Linked DNA regions of Homo sapiens: region 2 is linked to region 1. Evidence: chromatin contacts called from ENCODE Hi-C or POLR2A ChIA-PET data. All regions are on one chromosome and are shown on one strand. The core of a region is the stretch at or near the end of the contact, and the rest is flanking DNA. Distances in the headings are between cores, read along the strand shown.

Evidence for each region. Hi-C counts contacts between places; a loop is a spot of excess contacts on that map. ChIA-PET counts read pairs that join two places held with the same protein, here RNA polymerase II (POLR2A). Pooled maps may share reads with other maps.
Region 2: a loop to region 1 is called in a map of B cell, with 20 times the contacts of the local background. The contact joins the promoter of SMKR1 here to the promoter of FLNC-AS1 in region 1. A Hi-C loop is called at or near these places in 2 of 168 maps with a recorded cell type or tissue (B cell and naive thymus-derived CD4-positive, alpha-beta T cell) and 6 of 50 pooled maps. POLR2A ChIA-PET finds 5 or more read pairs at or near these places in 1 of 52 experiments (activated naive CD8-positive, alpha-beta T cell).

The regions. Positions count from the first base shown.
Region 1 is chr7:128,861,078-128,864,244 of GRCh38, forward strand. FLNC-AS1 (FLNC antisense RNA 1) reads right to left here and starts at 1,549. Exons shown (of 4, transcript NR_149055.1): 1 at 1,448-1,549. ATP6V1F (ATPase H+ transporting V1 subunit F) reads left to right here and starts at 1,779. Exons shown (of 2, transcript NM_004231.4): 1 at 1,779-1,985. The coding sequence starts at 1,828. RefSeq lists enhancers at 1,393-1,502, 1,583-2,072.
Region 2 is chr7:129,500,869-129,504,035 of GRCh38, forward strand. It overlaps SMKR1 (small lysine rich protein 1), which reads left to right and starts at 1,663. Exons shown (of 2, transcript NM_001195243.2): 1 at 1,663-1,959. The coding sequence starts at 1,957. RefSeq lists silencers at 1,362-1,411, 1,472-1,811.

The DNA of each region.
Region 1 (3,167 bases), core at 299-2,798:
CACTCTGAAACCAGTTTTGTCCTAAATATCTAAATATCTCTCGGCTCTACCTACTTCTCTGCGTTTCCCATTATCACCACCTGAGTCCTGGCCACCATTATCTCTCACAGTGGCCTCCCAATTTGGTTTCTCCTCCCTCAGTTTCGCCTCTGCACACAGCACAGTCAACAGTGAGTGACAGCTCTAAAACGTAAGTTTGGCGATAGCACTCTCTTACTTGAAATCCCTCAGCAGCTTCAGGATAACTGTCCTCAGGATAACTTCCAGATCTTTTTTTTTTTTTTTTTTTTTTTTTAGACAGAGTCTCACTCTGTCACCTAGGCTGGAGTGCAGTGGCGCCATCTCAGCTCACTGCAACCTCCCTTGCCCGGGTTCAAGCAATTGTCCTGCCTCAGCCTCCCGAGTAGCTGGGACTACAGGCACACACCACCTCACTGGGCTAATTTTTTTTGTATTTTTAGTGGAGATGGGATTTCACCATGTTGGCCAGACTGGTCTCAAACTCCTGACTTCAGGTGATCTACCCGCCTCAGCCTCCCAAAGTGCTGGGATTACAGGCGTGAGCCACCGCGCCCAGCCTGCAGATCCTTTTTTTTTTTTTTTAGACAGGGTCTCGCTCTGCTGCTCAGGTTTAAGTGCAGTGCCGTGATCATAGCTCACTGTAACCTTGAACTCCTGAGTAAGCCCTGCTGCCTCAGCTTCTCGAGTACCTGGAACTATAAGTGTGCACCACCACGCCTGGCTAATTTTTTTTTTTTTTTTTTTTTTTTTTTTTTGAGACAGAGTCTCGCTCTGTCACCCAGGCTGGAGTGCAATGGCACAATCTCGGCTCACTGCAACCTCCGCTTCCCGGGTTGAAGCAATTCTCCTGCCTCAGCCTCTCGAGTAGCTGGGACTACAGGCGCCCACAACCACGCCCGGCTAATTTTTTGTGTTTTTAGTAGAGACGGGTTTTCGCCATGTTGGCCAGGCTGGTCTCAAACTCCTGACCTCAGGTGATCCACCTGCCTCAGCCTCCCAAAGTGCTGGGATTACAGGTGTGGCGTGAGCCACCATGCCTGGCCTTACCAATTATTTAACTTTCCTTGAAGGCCCTACGCTCTCTAGTCAGTACGCCTTTGCACATGCTGTTCCTCTGCCTAGAACACCGTCTTGTCCTCACTTCTATCCCCTTCATCCTGCAGGTCCTTCAGGTCTCAGCTTAGATCTGAAGCAAGCTTCTTGGGGAAGGGTTCTTTGGACGCCCCCTCTCTCCATGGGTTAGTTACCATGGATGTGTGCTTCCATATACTTTTCACATTCTAACCATTAACACACAGCTTTGTAGTCGCCTGTTCCCTTGACTTTCCACCTCACTAGGCAGTATCATCATTAACTTTTGCATTCCTTTAACTGAACAAACGTGTGTTACTTGTTAACTATGTGTCATAGTTACACACATACATACACGATAAAGACCCAGACCCTGCCCTTGAGATGAGTAACTGCGTCTCTTCTCTGGGGTCTCGGCGTCTAACAGCGTCAGGTCCAAAGCGCTTGTTGAACGAATGAACCAAGGAACGAGTGAATGAACGAATGAATGCCCGCGAAGGACGTGGTGCCGCGCGGTCTTCTGGGAATCGTAGTCCCCTGGTTCGGGCCTGTCTTTACGGCGCAGGCGTATTCACATGGAGGCCGTGTTGCTGTTAATGCGCATGTCCCGGAATGCGGCTGGGAGGACTGCGCATGCTCGAAGGGTGGGGGTTGAGGCCGACGGGGCGCCGTACGGCGGAGGCGGGGTTTCAGTGGCTTCTGGTGCTCTAGGGTGAGCTCTGCCCGGCTGCAGGGATGGCGGGGAGGGGTAAGCTCATCGCAGTGATCGGAGACGAGGACACGGTGACTGGTTTCCTGCTGGGCGGCATAGGGGAGCTTAACAAGAACCGCCATCCCAATTTCCTGGTGGTGGAGAAGGATACAACCATCAATGAGATCGAAGACACTTTCCGGTACGGTACCGCGCGAGGCCTGAACGGGCCCTTCTGCTGCTCGGTGGAGTGCGGGGCGAGGCTGGAGGCTGCCCGGACGGGGGTGAGGGGACGATCCTGAAAGTCCTTCCGCCCTTCCGGAGCGGAGGCCTCCGCGCCCCAAGTCCCCGTTTGGGGCTCGGTGGGACAGAAGCTGTATCAGGTCCACGAGCCCCCCCACCTCACATGATCGTGTGTCATGAAAGAAGGGGAACAGAGCTCGTGACAGCCTAGACAGTGGGCTTGGACTTTGTTCTGCTTTCTCCTCCTTTAGAGGCTCACCATCGTCCCGTAAGGCAGGGATGATTTTTGTCCTACTCACAGGTGAGAAAACTAAAGCTCGGAGAGGGTAAGGCACACACTAAAGTTACGAGTCGGCAGAGGCAGAGCTAGAATTTGAACCCAATCTCAACCCTTTCTGCCTCCGGTAAGCCAGGTACACACTCTTGGCAGGTCTCCTCAGGCGGCCTCGGAATTTCCTTGTAGTCTTGAGCACAGTAGGCAGAAATGTCGGGACTGTGAGAGCCTTCTGCTAAGACCTTGCACTCAAGCCCTCACTGCCTGCCTTAGGTCAGAGTGTGGGTGCAGGCATGCTTTTAATCCACCAGGGGTCCTGGTGACTGGAATTAAGGATACCAGCCTCCTATTTTATTCCTCACCCCTTCTCCAGGGCCCCTGTACCAAGTCTCAGGAATAAACCACTCACCTGTTTCCCCCAAACAGTCCAGCCCAGGGCTGCTGGCTGAGACTGGTTCCTGCTGCCTGGTGTATTAGGTAGTCCCTGACCTGGGAGGCTGTTATCTGCCATTCTCTAAGCTGTCTGGTAAAGTGACCCAAGTTATCATGGGAGAAGGACAAATTTTACTTCAAGAATTTTTTATGTTTCCAACCAAAAGGGACCTCAGAGATCAAATCTAACCCAGTGACTGGCAGGGGGTGGGTGCTCAGTAAGTAATTTTTAATCAGTAAATAAACGAATGAGTCTGGGTGCAGTGGCTCACGCCTGTAATCCCAACAGTTTTGGAGGCCGAGGCGGGTGGATCACCTGAGCTCGGGAGTTTGAGACTAGCCTGACCAATATGGTGAAACCCCATTTCTACTAAAAATACAAAAATTAGCCAGGCGTGGTGGCGGGTGCCTGTAATCCCAAGAAATCAGGAGGCT
Region 2 (3,167 bases), core at 413-2,912, 640 kb after region 1:
CTGATCTGGAGCTCAGGAAAAGCAGGGCTGGAACAGATTTGGGAGTGATCCCATAGGGGTAACCTTGGGAGAGCTGAGATAACCCAGAGAAGTGTAAGCGGCTGGGGTGGGCCAGCCCCATCCAGGGATGAAGACAGGCGCAAGAAGAGAAGAAAGTGCAGGTGGAGGGCAGGAGAATTTGCCATATCCAGGGCATATGGACTCATAAGAAAAACTCACAGACATATTAAAAGTAGCTGGAAGTTGGGTTTGCTCTGTTAATGAAGGATTAGGGAAAGCATATGTAAGAGAACCTAGAACATAAACAGTCCTCTTTGGAAGCCAGTTTGTCTTTCAAGAGAAAGCAAACAAAACACCACATCCTTGCAGAGCCTTCCAGGACCCTACTCCTGCTTCTTGGTCTAGCCTCCTCCCCCTGTCCCTAATTTTGGCATAATTGACTGCTCCTTGTCATCCAGATCTGTTTTAACGTCACCTCCTCAGAGAGGCCTTCCCCAGTCACCAATCTAAAAGAGCACCCAGTGGTCACATCAATTTAATGCAATATGCCATACTGTCCCTATCACTTTTAATGTCTGCCAGGCCCTCCATTTCAGCCACGACCACCTCCCCCAAATCACCCCTTAAAAGAACAAGGACTTTGCCTCATTCAGAGCTCAATTTCCAGGGCCTGGAAGAGTGTCAGGCACGTGGCAGATGCTCAATAACTGTTGAATAAAAAGGAATGATAGGCCGGGCAGTGGCTCACGTCTGTAATCCCAGCACTTTGGGAGGCTGAGGCGGGCAGATCACCTGAGGTCAGAAGTTCGAGACCAGCGTGACCAACATGGCGAAACCCCATCTCTACTAAAAATACAAAAATTAGCCGGGCATAGTGGTACGCATCTGTAATCCCAGCTACTCAAGAGGCTGAGGCAGGAGAATGGTTTAAACTTGGGAGGCGGAGGTTGCAGTGAACCGAGATGGCGCCACTGCACTCCAACCTGGGCGACAGAGAGAGACTCGGTCTCAAAAAAAAAAAAAAGGAATGACCAGTCATAAAAAAGAATGAGTCGTACCACCCGAAGTGTAGACTTCACCTGCAGGGAGGGAGGCTGGAACTGGCAAGGTTGGAGGCAAAACTGTACCTACTGTACCTTTCTCGCCCAATCCTACCTGCACATGAACTCCCTCCCCACCCCTTTAGTCTCTCGGGCCCTTACTCTCTTTATCCGGCTCTTTTGCAAACATTTCCCATGATATTCTCCCTTCACCGTCACAGTCCTTATGCTCGTTTCCCAAAAGAGCTTCTCCGATGATCTCTCCCAGGTTGGCCGAGTGAGCGGGCCTAGCCTGCGCTCTCACCCCAGTGCCACCCCAGTGGGAGCGCCGCCCGCGCCCGCCCCCTCGCCCCGCGCCCGCCCCCTCGCCCCGCGCCCGCCCCCTCGCCCCGCGCCCGCCGCTCCGGCAGCCCAAACCCAGACGCTAAAGCGCCGAACTGGGTTTCCGGGCGCTGGAGGCCGCGGTCGGCCTCGTACTAGGTGACGGCCCATCCCGCGCGCGCAAGCCCGGAACCCCGCTCCGCTCACCCTCCGCGCGCTGCCGCTTTGCCCTGGCAACGGTAACCACGGCGAGGCCCTGCCCCACGCCCGGTGATTGTGCGCGCGGCCCCGCCCCCGAGGCGCACGCCGGCCCAGCGCCCACAGCTGCGGCGGCCTAGGTGCCGCGTGGGGCAAGCAGGTGCCTCGCGTCCAGGCGGCTCCGCGGCTGGCTGCCTCCCGAGCCGGCCGCGCTCCTCCCAGCGAGGCGTGGCGGGGAGGCGTAGTGAGGCTGGGCCCGTGGCGGTTCCCTGAGGAGGGCCGAGAAGGGGCCGGGGGTGCTAGGGGAACGGGCGCTGGGGGCAGCGGCCCCGGTGGATGCTAAGGGCTTCGGGATCGGGAGAGTCCACCACGCCTGCCTGCTCGGCTGAGAATCGCCATGGTAATCCCCGTCTCCCTAAAGTACCCGGGGCCAGGGCGCGCGCCGTGGAGCCCCAGGCTGTCCCGGAGAGGCGCGGGCGCCGAGGTCACCGCCTCTCCCTGGGGTCGACCTCAACGCGTGGCGAAAAGATGGAGGGACAAGGGGTGCCCGGCGGTCCGCGCCTGCTGGGGGCGCAGCAGCCGCGGAGTCAGGCCAGCCGTCTTTCCAGGTTTTAGGTCGTGGTCCTGTTGAGCAGCCCCCACACCCAGACGGTTGATGTGGAAAATAAAGGGAGGGTGGCACCGTGGTGTGGCACGTCAGGGCGCCAGGCCATGCCCACAGTGACGGGTCCGAGCTGTTAGCTGCCGTAGCCACCCTGGGTGCCCGCGCGGGATTCTCCACTGCTCTGCAGACTCAGGAAGCAGAGAGTGAGCCTGGTACCACCACCTTGCTGTCAACAGCATTCCTGTTCTCAGCCCTCATCCAGTCACTTACGACCTCCTTCCAACCCTCGCTGCTCTTTCCAGAAGGGCTGTGACCTTCCAGCCCCTGCCCCAAGTCCTCAGGGAGGCATCATTGTCTGCTAAACTAAGTACTGCACGCTTGAGCTGGGCGCACAGAGCCCTTGCTAAAGGGGCCTCAACCTCGAGCTTTCTCTGCCATATCTTCTCTGCTAAACAACAACAAACAAAACGAACAAAAACCCTGCATCCCACACTAAACCCGCGTTCTTCTGGAAGCCCCTTGCGCCTTCCCTGTCTTGATCCGTTTTCTTTGAGGCTTGGATCAGAAGGACCCTGCCTCCTGCTTCCCCATCGCTCCTTCAGCGCCCACAGCCCTTTGCACCTCACCTCTGGTGCTTTGCCTGTTTTTCCTTGGAAAGCCTTATTCCTCATTAGACTCTAGTGTAGAAATCATTAAGTTTCTGTGTTCTTTCCAGTTTGTTTCGTGTAAAAGGATTAAGTAAAAATTTCTTGGTTTGAGAGTCATTCCATGAGCTATTAAAGGTAAAGAGCTATTACCTTTTTTTTTTTTTTTTTTGACAGGGTCTTACTTTGTCACACAGGCTGGAGTACAGTGGTGTGATCACAGCTGACTGCAGCCTCCATCTCTGAGGCTCAAGTGATCCTCCCGCCTCAGCCTCCCAAGTAGCTCGGACCGTAGGCAGGCATCACCATGCCTGGCTAATCTCTGTATTTTTAGTAGAGACAGGGTTTCGCCATGTTGCC